Linked DNA regions of Mus musculus: region 1 is linked to region 2. Evidence: chromatin loops called from intact Hi-C (ENCODE). Cell type or tissue: heart. All regions are shown on one strand. Each heading gives the region's core, and the rest is flanking DNA. Links, peaks and the distances in the headings are about the cores only.

The links. A loop is a pair of places that touch in the nucleus more often than their neighbours do. Peaks named below come from ENCODE experiments on the same cell type or tissue, not always from the same donor. Only the 100,000 strongest peaks of a DNase experiment are listed, where the experiment ranks them.
Region 1: a loop joins it to region 2, with 6 times the contacts of the local background. A loop is called at or near these places in 17 of 42 quality-filtered maps.

What each region holds. Positions count from the first base shown.
Region 1 is chr1:186,709,032-186,716,659 of GRCm38, reverse strand. It overlaps a transcript of Tgfb2 not described here. Among named protein-coding and RNA genes, the nearest start is that of Tgfb2, 6.9 kb to the right of the region's middle. In heart, for the core only: a CTCF peak has its summit at 3,657 (motif pointing right); no DNase peak of the experiment used is centred there.
Region 2 is chr1:186,178,028-186,185,655 of GRCm38, reverse strand. No RefSeq gene overlaps it. Among named protein-coding and RNA genes, the nearest start is that of Gm35201, 44 kb to the right of the region's middle. In heart, for the core only: a CTCF peak has its summit at 2,891; a DNase peak (open chromatin) is centred at 2,805; H3K4me3 peaks cover 228 bases; H3K27ac peaks cover 1,695 bases.

The DNA.
Region 1 (7,628 bases), core at 1,019-6,018, 530 kb before region 2:
ACACTGACACAGAGAGATGGCTGTTGGCCATTTTAGCATGGGTAGAAATAAGAGAAATACATTTTGAATTTTACTTTTCATACATGGAGCTACTCGGCATGTCTTGACTCTGAAGATAACAAAGTTACCCAGCACATGTATTTAGTGTGATTGAAACAGTGGTGGATTTTGGAATTCTATTCGGTGCTAGTTTTACTGAAAGTTTTCCTCACATGCCACTTGGCCCTCAGCCGGCCGTGCTGTTTGGCTTAGGAGGTGCAGCCTTGCTGGGGGAGTGTGGCACTCGGGCTTCGTTCTGCTTAGTGCTTGCACCCCAAGAAGGGGCTTCCTGTCATTCTGTGCTTCTCTTTCCCCCTTGCCTGTGCCATGCCTGCTGCTTGCTACCAGGGTATGCTCTGCCGCTGTGGAATCCTTTCCCTCCGGAACAATAAGCCCAAATAAACTCTGAGCGTTTCTTTGGCCTTGATGGTTTGTTTATCTCAGCAACAGAACACTCAGTAACTTGCAAGTCTGTCCCATACTTTATCCGGTGTAGCATATCCCGTATGTGCAAGGACTGTTTTAATAGTGATTGAGCTGTCCAGTTTGGGGGATATATTTTGGAATTGTGTGTGTGTGTGTGTGACACTTATAATTAAAGGATAAATGATAGCTCTTGTTCTTAAGTATTAGGCCACTGTTAATAACAAATAGTTTTGGGGTTTCAGCGTGAGTTTTTCAGATGAATACATTGTACCTAAGTTTCGTCACCATGCACTGCAGGAATAGGTTCATGGTGCACCACAGAGCATCTCCTGAGCTCTGACGGACATGGGGTACCATTTAAGTCCACGAGCTCCCCTGCTGCAGAGTCCCATCTCGGGCAGGGTCACTCCTTAGGAGCGCCTCAGGAAGTGCTTTCAGCTTCCAAGGGTTCCATCCTGTCCCCGTGCACCCTGGCAAACACAGTGCCAGAGCAACTGCTACAGAGTTGAGGGGGACAGCAAACAACACGGTGGGTGTTATTAGCCCAGCCGGTTTCAGTGATGAGGTGTTAACCACAGTTTGTATAAATAACAGTTTCTCCAACCCTGGAGTCATCATGCTGCATTTTTAATGCAATCAGTTCATAAACATCAAAGTGGGAACACCAAATTTGTATGGGGTCAGGACTAACTGGGGCTCATAGTAGAGAGACAGCTGAGAGCTGAGTCCCCTGTGTGCGTGGGTGGCCTTGCAGCTGTTGATCAGGCTACTAGACAGTTGCCTCTGCCTTTGTGGGTCCAGACCAGTCTTAGGCAGAAATGCACACCCCACCATGGAATGGACATAAACAGTGAGCTGACATCAGCTCTGAAAACAGCGGGTCGGGAGCCAGACACAGCAGTTATCCCCAAATACTGGGTCGTAGAAGCAAAACATCTGCACAATAATATTTGTCTTTGTACAATAGCACTGGGTTCTCTTGAGCGTGTAACCAACTTAAAGGCTCAGATCCAAGAGGGTCACTGTGTTGTTATCCCCCACAAGGGCAGCAGGGCGAGGAGCAGCCGGCTGCACAGGACACCATGACCCTAACGTGCTTGACAGGAAGCGACAGCAGCTACTCAGGAGTCTACTGATCTTCCTCGGATGTCCCTTTCAGTTCAAGAAACCACTCACAGGAATGCTGCTTTGGAATTGTTTTTAATAGATCAAAAACCACATACGAATTCATTGATTTTTTTTTTTTGAGAGTGTTAATGTTACCTGAAAATTCCATATTTTCCCATTTCAAATGATCAATGAAGACAAAGAAAAACATACCCATGATGCTAATGTGGTCATGGGTGGTGTAGGTGAGAATTTAAATGTATTCAACATTAATAAAGACATTCTTTATAAGACTGACTTTCCAGAGTCTGAGAAGACAAGTCCTGTATTGAAAAGCCTATTATTTGATGGAATGCCACAGTCTTGCTCCTTAGGAAATGAAGGGAAGAGATTTTGTCTCAGCAGGTTGACCAGTTACCCCAGGGGAACATGGCCCACAGAAGCCCAACTCTTTCCTGTCTTTTCACCTGCTTCCCTGTGCCCCTTAAGGAGTGAAAGCTGATTTTTAAATGGGCACCTGTTTTCTTGGTTTATTGTAGTCCTCTTCCATGTGAGGACACCTTCTGCAATTTCAATTACCCATGGAAACCATGTTTTAAAAACACGAGTGGAAAATGTCAGTAGTTCACCTGCTTTAAGCTGTGCGCTGTTGTGAGCAGCATGAGAGAATGCATGACTCTGCCTGGGAAGGGACCCTCCTCCTGCCACTGGATCCACACAGTACTGCCAGCCCACGGGTAGCCAAGTTGGTCATTGTATTGCAGTGCTTATATTCAAGTAACCCTAACAGTGACCGCAAAGGACAATAATGGGTGCCAGCAGTTTGTGCCAAAGGGAAGCTGTAAAAAGGCTTCCTTTATCTGAAAAGGTGAAGTTATTGTCTTAGGAAAATTACCGAGGTTGCAGAAAGATATGTAATATGGTGGACTACTTTTAGAGAGAGTACATTTATTACAGTATATTTTAGTAATTATTCTAATTATATACTGAAGTTAATTATACATAGTAACCATAGGTATGTATATATAGGAATAAAGAATATAAACAGGGCTTGTTACTTTCCAGTTCTAAGCCCCCTCAGACATCTTTAAATGTCCCCTGTGGATAAGGAATGCCCACCATGTTAACTGGTACTGATGACTGAGAGCAAATTAGATTCTAGAAATTGAACTCTTAGGGGAAAGATGATCAAGCATGTTTAAGTTAGTGGCCCTACTCGTGGCATGAGCGTGTGGCCAGTGTAAGACAAACTCAGGCACCAAGCAACAAGAGATGCCTATCTTCCTGCCAGTGGCGGCTTCCAGTTCTCTCACCCCCAGGGTGTGTTTGCATAGCTGAGGCCAGTTTATTGCATAGCGTGTTGCTGGAGAAGCCATTACAAGGTCCTGCCCAAGCATGTCTGATAATTAAAGGGTTATATATTTTGATTATCTGGGTGCTGTCTAGCACCCACAGACTTGGTGTGGCTCCCTTTAGTACTGAGATGCAGTGGATTGCCTTGGACTGCTGATTTTTGCTTAACACAGTGGCTGGTGTTTTTGTTATGCTTTAAAAAGATTGTATTTAGCTTAGAATGTTAACATCTAGGACGTAACAGGTGACAAACATAATTAAGGATGTCCCATTGTCCCTGATTAAGGACTTTGTGTTTGTTTTAAGGCAGAGATATTATTAAGCTCAGGCCTCATTGTGAGGATGGCCCTAAACTTAACACACACACACACACACACACACACACACACACACACACACACACACACACACACCTTTATCTCCTCAGTGCTAGGAGACCTGTGCACTGGCATAGCCTTTGATCCTCTGTAGGCATCAGACCCAGGCCTTTCCAGGTACTAAGCAAGCCCTACTACCTGAGCCACATCCCCAGCTCCTGACCCAAGCATGTTTCCTAAAATGTCATACTTTAAAAACGGTCATTTTTATTTTATGTGCAGTAATAGAAAATATTCTTGAGATAAAAATGTTAATCATGCTAGGTTTTTAATATGATGCAGTAACTGTGAGGAAAATATTCTAGCTTGAGAGCATGCTGTTTCTGGAGATTGTGAAATACCACGTATGTCCTCCAGGTGGCAGAGTTTCTGCTCTCATTGAATTTCTCTCCCCCAGAAATTGAGTAGTTGCTTTTTTCACGAGTGTAACTGGCATTGATTAAATTGTTACAGCTGGTCAAATAGCCAAACTGACCCTAGAACAGTTTGTTCACTAATGATCCCACTCAATGTAAAATCCTAAGACAGAGAGGCTTCTCCAAGGAGCAAATAAAACCGGTCATCTGTAAGATGGTTTCCGAGTTGCTGGGACTCGGGTCACCATGACACATGGTTGGTTGCTGATTTCTTTCTCTGGTTGATGGATAGCTTGCCACTTGTTAGGAACTCTAATGATGCCTTTGTTTTTAAAAACACATAACAGACCAGATTCAAAAACCACAAATAGGAATATTGATCACACCTTTTGAGACACAATTCCCTCAGTTACTTGATGTTAACTTTTCAGGAGTCCCTGGCTTGTGGAAGCAACAGGTTGTGTTAAACAGGAAAGAAAATTTTATTTTAAAATTGTGTTCATTATTGAGTATGTGGGGGGTAGACAGCAACTTATGGGAGTGCTGTGTTGTGTGGGTCCTGGGGAATTGAACTCTGGGTCGCTAGATTTGGTGGCACGTGTGTGTGTTACCTGTTAAGTCATCGCACCAGCCCTACTGCAGTATGACAGGGAGACACTTGTTTCTCATGTCTAAGGATATCTATTATTCGTTTGTTTTCTAAAATGCATGAAATGCCTGTTAACTCCCAATTTTTCTTATATTATTAGTGTGTGGGGGGGTGTTCATCCATAGTGTGTGTGTGTGTGTGTGTGTGTGTGTGTGTGTGTGTGAGTGTGAGAAGGTCAGGGGACAACTTGGACAACGGTATAGAGTTGTGCGAGTTCCAGGCATGGAACTCAGGTCACTAGCTTCTAGAGCAAGCAGCTTTATCCACGGAGCCATCTTTTGCTGGCCTCCTCATCTTTCTTATGGTTGTTACCTGTTTTCTTCCCACGTGGGAGATTGGCTGGCCTGTGACCCACAGCTTCTTGCAGACTTCACTGCTGTGTGCGGTGGTGTAGTTTTAGATGAATTACTGAAATCGTGGAGTAAGTGTTTTCAGAGGGGAGCTGTGAAATGATGTTGAGATAAACAAGGCTGGGGGATGTCGCGCATGATGTCTCGTGGCCTCTTTTCCCACCAGAGAGAAAACCAGAGCCATTCCTATGGGCGAAGACTTGAGAGCAGCTTCACCCTAACAGGACAGCCTGTGGTACCCTGCCTCCTTGCTCGTGGTGCGTTTATTTGTTGTATTCTCTTCCCACGCTGCCTGAGTTTGTGTGATGAGTGAATGATGTGGCTAATTTCATTAATAAGAACTTTGATTAAATCTGTGAGTTCTCTAACGTTCTTTTCTGAGAGTTGGAGTAGTCACTAGAGAGTTGTGGTCAGGACTCTCAAGTTTTACGCATCAAAGCCATCTATCTGGCTGTACTTTCAGAAATAGTTATTAACATATACTTTTGCTTCTTAAAATACTTATTTACCAGTTTTTCCATCAGTCATACAAACCACAGAGAGGCTTTTTTTCTTTCTTTTTTTTATGCAATTACTGTTGCCCTGTGTTTCCTGCTTTATTTTCATGTTTTTAAACTGCAGAGCGAGGTAGTAGAAAGGCAGAGTTGCTTGAGATACAGGTTGATGACTTTGCTAGTAGAATTCTTCACAGTCTGAAGCCCCCTGAGGGGAAAGGTGACAGTCACCTACAGCATATGCATCTTAAAAATGCTTCCATTTGGGTCTCTGGAGATGGCGCAGTCAGTAAAGCCCTTGTCTCGCAAGCAGGAACACCTAAGTTCGAACCCAAAACCCACAGAAAAAACCAGAAAGAGTCCGGGCCCCACATCTCAGTATTAGCATCGTGTGCGCAATCGTGTGCGCAATGCCCTTGGTAAATGCTGTCTTAGTCGATGGATTTCACCAGGGTCAAGGAATTAGAAGCATTGCTAAATGTTAGAAAAACCTGGAGAGGGGCGGCAACCTTGGTCACTGGGCAGGCAGCTTCACTCTTGACGGAACTGTCTCCAGCCGGACTGGACAAGTGAGTGGTCCAGCCTGGGAGCATGGTCATCACACAGTGATTCGTTCTTTAAGGCTGCCTGGATGCTGGCCTTCCTTGTTCTTACCTTGTAACCATTCTCTCTCTGACCAGCACAGGTCTCTTAAAGGCCCCCTCATCATGGTCCCTGCCACTGCCCTATCGCTTCATCCTGAGTTCAATGTACAAATATCAAGTAAAATAGAATAGATTATTGTTGTTCAGGGAGAGAGGTGCCTGTATGCCTATGTGCATGTGTGTGTTGGGGGGGAGGATGCTGCATGCACGCCTATGTGTGTGTGTGGGGGGGGTGGGGGAGGATGCTGCATGCATGCCTATGTGTGTGTGTGGGGAGTATGCTGCATACATGCCTATGTGCATGTGTGTGTGTGTGTGTGTGTGGTGGGGGGAGGATGCTGCATGCACGCCTATGTGCATGTGTGTGTGTATGTGGGAGAGGATGCTGCATGCACGCATATGTGCATGTGTGTGTGGTGGGGGGAGGATGCTGCATGCACGCCTATGTGCATGTGTGTGTGTGGAGGAGGATGCTGCATGCACGCCTATGTGCATGTGTGTGTGTGGAGGAGGATGCTGCATGCACGCCTATGTGCATGTGTGTGTGTGGAGGAGGATGCTGCATGCACGCCTATGTGCATGTGTGTGTGTGGGGGGGGAGGATGCTGCATGCACGCCTATGTGCATGTGTGTGTGGGGGGGGAGGATGCTGCATGCACGCCTATGTGCATGTGTGTGTGTGGAGGAGGATGCTGCATGCACGCCTATGTGCATGTGTGTGTGTGGAGGAGGATGCTGCATGCACGCCTATGTGCATGTGTGTGTGTGGAGGAGGATGCTGCATGCACGCCTATGTGCATGTGTGTGTGGGGGGGGAGGATGCTGCATGCACGCCTATGTGCATGTGTGTGTGTGGAGGAGGATGCTGCATGCACGCCTATGTGCATGTGTGTGTGTGGAGGAGGATGCTGCATGCACGCCTATGTGCATGTGTGTGTGTGGAGGAGGATGCTGCATGCACGCCTATGTGCATGTGTGTGTGTGGGGGGGGAGGATGCTGCATGCACGCCTATGTGCATGTGTGTGTGTGGAGGAGGATGCTGCATGCACGCCTATGTGCATGTGTGTGTGTGGGGGGGGGAGGATGCTGCATGCACGCCTATGTGCATGTGTGTGGGGGGGGGGGAGGATGCTGCATGCACGCCTATGTGCATGTGCTTGTGCAAGGCCAGAGGTTTGTGTCAGATGACTCTATCTCTTTTCCCACCCTCCATCTTAGTTTTTAAGCCAGACTCTCACTGAGCCCTAAGCTCACTGATTCAGCTGGCTAGCTCCCCAGGGAGCCTCCTGTCTCCCCAGGCCTGGGGTTACACTAGTACACTGCTGCTTCTAGCTTTTATGTAGGTGCTGGGGACCAAACTAAGGTCCTTATGCTCGCAACGCAAGGACTTTACTGACCGGGCCATGTCTGTGGTTCTTTTTATTGTTGTCTAACTACTGGGAACTTGTTAGACCATGGTTAAACTTGTTGTTTGAAATACATACAGATCATGAGAGAGAAAAAAAAATGATGTGGACCAAGCATTGTTACTGAGTTATAGACTCAGATGAAATGGGAGTCAGGGCAGTGAAGTGGCTCTGAGGGAAAAGGCATGGCGACCTGAGTTCCCGTCCCAGGAGCGATATGGTAGGAGGAGTGCTAATCTTTGACCTCCACAGTTGTGCCATGGCACGCATACTCACACAAATAAGTAACTGCCCAGATAGAAGTTACCAGGAAGAGTGGAAAAGAATTATCCTTGCACTTACTGTCACAGTGATTGAAAAAACATTTGCAGCTTCATATCCCCCGCCCCCCCCCCCCCCCCGCACACACACACACTTCCTGTTTTG
Region 2 (7,628 bases), core at 1,005-6,004:
GGTAAGAAAGAATTGCTGGTCTAAAGTTAAATCTGCTTTGGTAAAATAACAATAAGAAACACACACATGGGTAACAAAGCTCAACTGAACAGTTATGTGAATAATTTTGTCTCTCATACTAACTCCTTGCCTGGAATTATAAAATAATGGAGTCTCGCACATGCCTAAAACACCTTTGCAGAAGGGTCTGAGGACCATGGGGTAGCTGCTACTTGGGTAGAAAAGAGCTGCGGGTTGTGCTACCAAAATCCTTAGGATGAAGGAGGTTCCATCGCTGGTATAAGTTATTCACTTGATGCTGAGGCTTCAGAGAGTTGTGGGAAGTCACAGCTCCATGGGGGCTTTCTGCCGCTATGACTGCCCACGTGGAAGACTTCACTCCTGAGCTCTCTGTTTAAGAACTGAACTTAAACTTGGGTGGGTACTAGGTGAGACAGGATCTTGGGGGACTTGGGAAAGGGGAAGAGTAAGATCAAGTATATGTAAATTTAAAAAATGTTTCAAACAATAAAAATTGAAAAGGAAAGACTGAGTGCGCAGCGGTGTGTGCCCAAGTAATATTGGTGATTTCTTTCATTTACTTGCTTTTGCCTTGTGTGTGTGTGTCTGTCTGTCTCTGTGTGTGTGTGTGTCTGTGTGTGTCTGTATGTGTGTCTCTGTGTGTGTCTGTGTTTGTGTTTGTGTATCTTTGTGTTTGTGTGTGTCTGTGTATCTTTGTGTCTGTCTGTGTGTATCTGTGTATGTATCTGTGTGTTTGAGAGAGAGGCAGAGAGAGAGAAAGAGAGAGAGAGAGAGAGAGAGAGAGAGAGAGAGAGAGACTTTGAAATAACTTGTAATTTAGTTACATTTTGAATTTTAAAAGCAGAAAAGATTGGCCAGCTATCTGAGGTAAGCTGTATAAGATTCCATTTCTAAAATAGTGATAAAATTCTTTAATGACGTTTCAGAGTAATTTGCACCAAAATTTGTTAGTTTCATTTTACTTTCTTAGAAGGAGTAATTATAAGACTAAATGAAAACACACATGAACGAAAACTCCTGACAAACCAGAATAGTATTTCCAGGGAGAAATGATGTCTAAATAAGATGGCTTCCATATCCCCATGTGTTATAATATTGCAAATATTTATGCTCAAGGTTTGCATCTGTGTGAGGAAAATAGAGTCATGAGGAGAATCAAACAGTTGTTATTACTCTTTGGTTTGTGTTTTAAAGACACACACGCACGTGCAGACACACACACATCACATATATTTCCTTTTTGTGTCTGGCCGTTTTTGATATAGAAGACAGTGTCAGGGGACTCTCTGGGACTAAAGTTATATACAGATGTTCAAATTATAACACTGAAACATGGGAACAGTTTTGTTCCCATCCTTAGAGACTGGCCCTGGCTCTCTACGTACAAACTGATGTACTCAATTCCTGATTTTTTTTTTTTTTTGGTTGAATTGTCCACATGCATTATAGCAGTTGAGGGATTTTATTCTCATATCTAAACCTGTTGTCAGAAACAACTCTTGCCTTGTGCCCTGTGTTTTGTTCAATGTGAGGTGCCTGAGTTCCCTGGGCAAGCACTCATTGTTCAACTGGATCACCAGTCTACAGAGAAAGCAGCTCTGTGACCAGGCTGAACTGGCTGACTAAGGAGCAGAGATATGAAGCTATTCCAGGGGCAGAGAGAGAGAGAGAGAGAGAGAGAGAGAGAGAGAGAGAGAGAGAGAGAGAGAGAACTATGTAAAAGTAAAAGCAAAGGAAAGTGGGGGGAGGAGCGGGGAGGGTTCGGCAGCCAACAGCTTCGATGGAGAAAGCTAAGTTCAGAACCAGTCATCCAGATTGGTCTGCGGCTGCTCACAAGAACAGTAAGGTTTTCCTTCCTTCTCTCTGAGTGGGAACAGTGTCAAGACAGGCATTTGTACATGATCGTTGCAAAGGGCAAGCAGAATAGCTCAGTGGGTAAAGAGCTTGCCAGGCAAACGTGAGGACCAGAGTTCAGATCCCCAACCCCTTAGTAGAAAAGTCAGGTGTGGTGTCATTCTCTGCCCTGAGGAGCAGATCTAGGCAGGTGCCTGGGGCTTATAGACCATTTAGACTCATTGGTGAATTCCAGCGCCCATCGAGGAGGGAATTTGTCTCACAAATCAGAGTGAAGGATGCCTCGCCACCTCCCAGTGCGGAAACATGTTGCCACGTTATACAAACCGTCCCTTTCTCTGCCTGTCCATGTGGTTCATCTGCCCTGTGCATCTCAGAACAAAGAAAAAAAAATCTTGCAGGCTGGTTGTAAAGGTTTTGTTCACAGAGGCTGGCCCCAGGGCTAAATGGGTGAGTCCTGCCAGCCACCAAACCTAGCCTGTATACCTGTATACACGTGCAGCATTTCTCTAAGCAAACTGTTTCCTTAATATGGTAAAATCTGCGGCAGCCAAGGGGAAAAACCTGTGATCTCAGAACCCAAAACTGATGACGGAGTCACAGCCCCATATTCCTGAAAAGCACTCAGGCTTTCTTTCTGATCAAACCAGAAGCAAGCAGGAGAGCTGGGGGATGGGGGCGTGCTGTTCACCGCTCACTCTCAACAAACTCTTTCTCCCGTGAGGCAGAGAGCACAGTGGTTTAATTCACAGCTTCTGGGGCTTTTAAAAAATACTAAACCATTCAAAAGTTTTCTATACTAACCAGCGTATCTAAAGATCCACAGGGATAAATAAACGCGGTGAGCTGGCAGGGGCCTTCGGTGGCATAATGACTGCTGGTTATAAACAGTAAACAAGATATAATCAGCAAGCACAGACGACTGCCCAGTCACGCGGGGCATAAATCATTAGCCGAATGACTTCAGCAGCACTGTCTCCGAAGCAAAATTAAGCCGACGGTTCCCCCTGTGGCAATAATGAAGTACTGTAATGCTGGCATAAATAAATAAGTAACCCAGAGAAGAAGGCTTTGTTGTGCCTTGGAAATGATCGAAGGTTAACGTCTCATAAATAACTGTGTAGCGCAGCTCTCATCTCGGGGAAGCCCTTTGCAGGGGTCAGGAGTTAGGGAGGACGTTGTTGTCTACTCCTGTAGACATGGAGATAGGCACGGTGCCTGCTCCCACAGTCCCTGCAGCTAGCGTGTGCTGTAGGTAGGGCATGGAGTCGCTGACATATTACCAATCTCAAAATGACAAATTTCTCTCTACTGTAAAGGCAGATATCATTCACTGATTCAGAAAGAGCCAAAGAAATGCTAAGCAGAACACAGGACAGAGAGAGGACAAACCTCTAGCTGGCCAGGGGCTCTCAAGCTAGATTGCCAACGACCTGAAAGGGAAAAATTTTCAATTCTGACTTTGGCCACAGGACCCAGCCATATGTCTTCCACATTCATTTTGCTGAGTGCCAAAGTTCATTTAAAAAAAAAAAAAAAAAGAAAGAAAGAAAGAAAAAAAGAACTGGCTAATCACTTGTTCCTCTTGGATAAGTGAACTTGGCTATGGGACGTGATCACACAAAAAGACTCCAGGGAACATCTTGATCCCTGGCTGTGCTGACTCAATATCTTGTATTTCTCACTCCAATTTCTTTATCTGTTTTACGAAGTCAATATAGCTTTATCACCATCTCTGAAAAGGAGAGATCTGGGCGAACTGCTGTGAGCTCGCTGACTTGTAAACACAGCCACATTTGTATCTTTTCACAGTGCTGGGCTTTATTAAATAACAATCAGCTAGGTTGGTTTTATTGGCAACATTTGTCAAGGAGTCCCAAAGTCTCCAGGTAGCTGGCTGAAGAAATAGGTTCTTTTATTCTAAGCTCAGATCACACATTACAACAGCAATTATACCACACACACACACTACACAGTAAATATATCAATACTATATAGACATAAAACTTATGTTAGGTTACACATGGCTACCACTGCAGAATTCTACACTGTACAAATAGCAAACAGAGAGAACAGTTAAAACAGACTGTGTCACCAGTGAAGGCAAATCAAGCTGAAGACCCTGGGATGCTGGAATGTTCCCTGCCTGTTGTCCCTTTAAAGCACACACAAGGTATCAGGTGACAGATCAGCAGAGTCACCACTGTACATGGCAGTATTATATGTTCCAGGTGAGGAAGTTTCCTCTTTCCTAAGGCTGGGTGCTTTCCTGATATGATTGAAATAAGCTCATGTGCTTAGATCATCTCAATGTACCTTAATTACATATGGTAGCATGTTTTCTCCTTCCAGGAACCAATCATTCATCAGCCTGTGCCTCATTGGCTGACAGAGCGAGCCATTTGTATGTACACTGAAGTGCGCAATCATCCTTCATCTTCAGTCTGGATTCAAAAGCTGCAGGTGAAACAGTCTCTCTCAAGGCAGGGCACGGACCACTGTTTTGCACAACATGGGGTGACTGGAGTGGGGCCGAGCCTGATTCAACACTGGCTTAGTGTCTTTTTCAAATGTCTCAATAGTAGAGTTTACTTTAAAGTAGCATTTTAACAATTTCCACTGGTTCTAGGTTCCTACCTGTGGGGAGACTTCTCTTCCACAGCACAGCGTGCCATCTGTAAAGTGAGCTACCAGCTTCAGGGTCTCTTTAAGTAAACTAAGATTATGTCTGATTTGATGGGACAGGGACGCAGCCTACAGTTTTACAGATGGCTTTCACAGGGCAGACACTTCAAAGGCTTAGATTCCTAATCTTGCCCTTCCTTCCCTGCCCCTTTCTATTTTGATGCTTCAAACAGATTGGCATTAACAGATCAAAGCCTACGCTCAGCAGGTCTGACTGTGGTTATGATAGCTTTGCCTCTTTGAATATCTGCATCCTCCTTTATTAATCTATAATGAGAAAATATAAACGGAAGGTTCATTACCTCTCTGTCCTTATAGGAATAAGGCTTCAGTTGGTGAGTTATGTAACCTCTGAGCTTACATTTCCTTGGATGAAAAGATCACCCACGTGCTTGACTGTGGAACAGAAGTGAACATTTGAATGAAATGGCAAATAACACATCCAACGTATGTTCAAAGACAGGTCAAAGCCAGATTGAGGGCAAAGCCAGTATAGTTATGAATAAAACATTGTTCACCTCTTCTCCCTGCTCACCTCTCCTAGCCTCTCCTCCCTTACACTTTCATGATCTGCCTAATTTCTTCAAGAACCCTATGAATCCATGAGGGTCTCCCTTTATGTTCAATTTTGGTTGCTCCCATCGCCTGTGATAGTTATGACCAGTTCAGGCCAATGCCAACAAGAGAAATAGGAATGATACCTGTTTCAGGCTAAGAGTGAACCAATCCAGAACCAGCTGGTCCAGATGGATTGCCAGGGCTATGCTCTACCAGGCCAAAGGATCTTCCAACCTGAACACTCATTCAAAGATAGTAGCTGCCAGGTTTGGCGAGGCATACCCATTATCTCAGTACTCAGGAGGCTGAGGAAAGAGGATTGGAAGTTCAAGGCCAATGTGTTATATGCAAAAATATTGTACCACACAAAATAAAACCCACAATCAAAACATAGTTATAACAATAAGTGATTGCTACCAGGGAGTACTTGAGATCCTGGTGCACTCCATAGCACTACCAACAAACAAAAATGAATCTAGCAAGTACAAGCATAAAACATTAGTACCACTCAAAGCAGATCAAATATCTAATAAACTCTTATTAATACCAAAACATATAAAGAAATATCATGATATATTCATAAAAAGACACTAGCCCAATTCAAAAGTAGCAAAAGGTTTTATAGACTTTCCTTCAGAGAAGAAACACAAATGGCTACCAAATACATGAAAACGCATGCAATATCATTAATCATCAAGAAAATGCAAACCAGATGTGGTGGTATAACTCAGGGACTAGAGGCAGGAGAATAAGGAGTCCAGGGCCAGCCTTGGCTAAATATTGAGTTGGAGGCCAGAAGATACTGATCCCTTCCCCAACAAAATGAAAAATAAATCCATAATCCACCCCATCAGGTCACACTTGCTAGCATAACTGCAATCAGAAAAGCAAGCAAGAAAAATGACAAGTCTTAAAGATGATATGAGAGTTTTGGTCTCTACACACTGATAGAATGCCAGTGCTACAACTTCTCCGAGGAATAATTTGTTCCTTCTTTAAGAAGTAAAAATAAAATTTCCATACAACCTCAAAATTCTGGCCAGCCATGGTAGTAGATGCCTTCAGTTCCAGGACTATGGAAGCTGAGACAATTGGGCCTTCAGGAAAGGCCAGCCTGGCTTGTTACATAGCCTGGCTTAGGATTCTAAACGCTGACCTGGAAATAAGTTCTGATCAGTGATAAGCTAGTGGCCCAACCAGGGCCTTTGCCCTTTCTCCTATTCTTCACTTAAGATGCATATTTTTGCCAAGCAAAACAGTCTATTGTGTATTGGAAGGGACATATAAGTTATAGCCTGTGGTCTTAGGGAAAAAGCTAAACAAGGAAGCAGGTTTCTAAAAGAAGACTCTGGCCTCATTCCCGATGGTATTTCCATTCTGTCCTCAGCTTGATCTATAGACTTGTTTTTAAATATCACATTATAGGTCTGCGTGGAGCCCTCCAGATCATCCTGTTCACTTATAGCTGCCTTCCTATATTTTTGACACCTTTACATTACTGAGTAAAACCCATTTCATGTTTTTGTTTTGTTTCTGTTTCTGTTTCTGTTTCAGATCATTGGACTAAAAGAACAAGGTACGATTCATTTTTGAAAAAGGGTGACTTGGTCATTTCTGATGCACAAGCTCTGCTGCTATTTCCAAACTCTAACAAGTTGAGGCTCCTGGGTTGCTCTCTGGGCCTCTGTGGCAGAAAAGAGTAGTCTTTCTTCTGTCACCCTCAGTTCAGCACACAGAGCTCATTCATGACCTTCTCTCATGGAAGCCTTGACTTCAAGATGGCCTCAACTGGATATAAATGTTTGCTGGGAAGGGAAGTGTGGAAAGACTGACATCTGCCTGACCCTCACAAACCCGCTAGTGATGGTGCTGATGACACTGCACATCTGGATGCTTTGAATCATCCTGATGATTGACTTGAGTTTGCCACTCTTCACCTAGACTCTTGGCACAGAATGATGGAGCTGTGAGACTCACCAGGTTTTAGCATTCTCATTTCTACACTATGGTTCACCTTCTTGGCTGTCCTTACCTGTCACTCCACACATTCTCCTCTGTATGTCAGACCAGCTGCACTGAGCCCAAACATTAGTTTTTTGAGTATTAAGTCATCTGGCCCAAGACTCACCCCTCCCCTAAGTCACTTCACATTTAATCCTTATAGTTTTTATGATGCAGACATAGCTAATACTGGTAAAGCTAGCAGAGACCACCCCCAATGAAGAAACCACCAAGACTTAATGAACATCTCACTTATGTTTAGCATGCAAACAGCTCCTGAGCACCCAAATTATGAAATTCCTATCGGATCCTACAAATATCCCATGAGGTAGTCAATCCCTTTAGCAAATGCTATATTTCTGGAAAGGTTCAAAGATGTCTTGAGGGCTACAAAGATTAGTAAGGCCCTTTCGTCATCCTCAAGCTAGTTCAATAACAGGTAGAAGTGAGTCTAAATTCGGACCAACTTGAAACTGTGGTGTTAAATGCCCATGTCTAATCTGAACAGA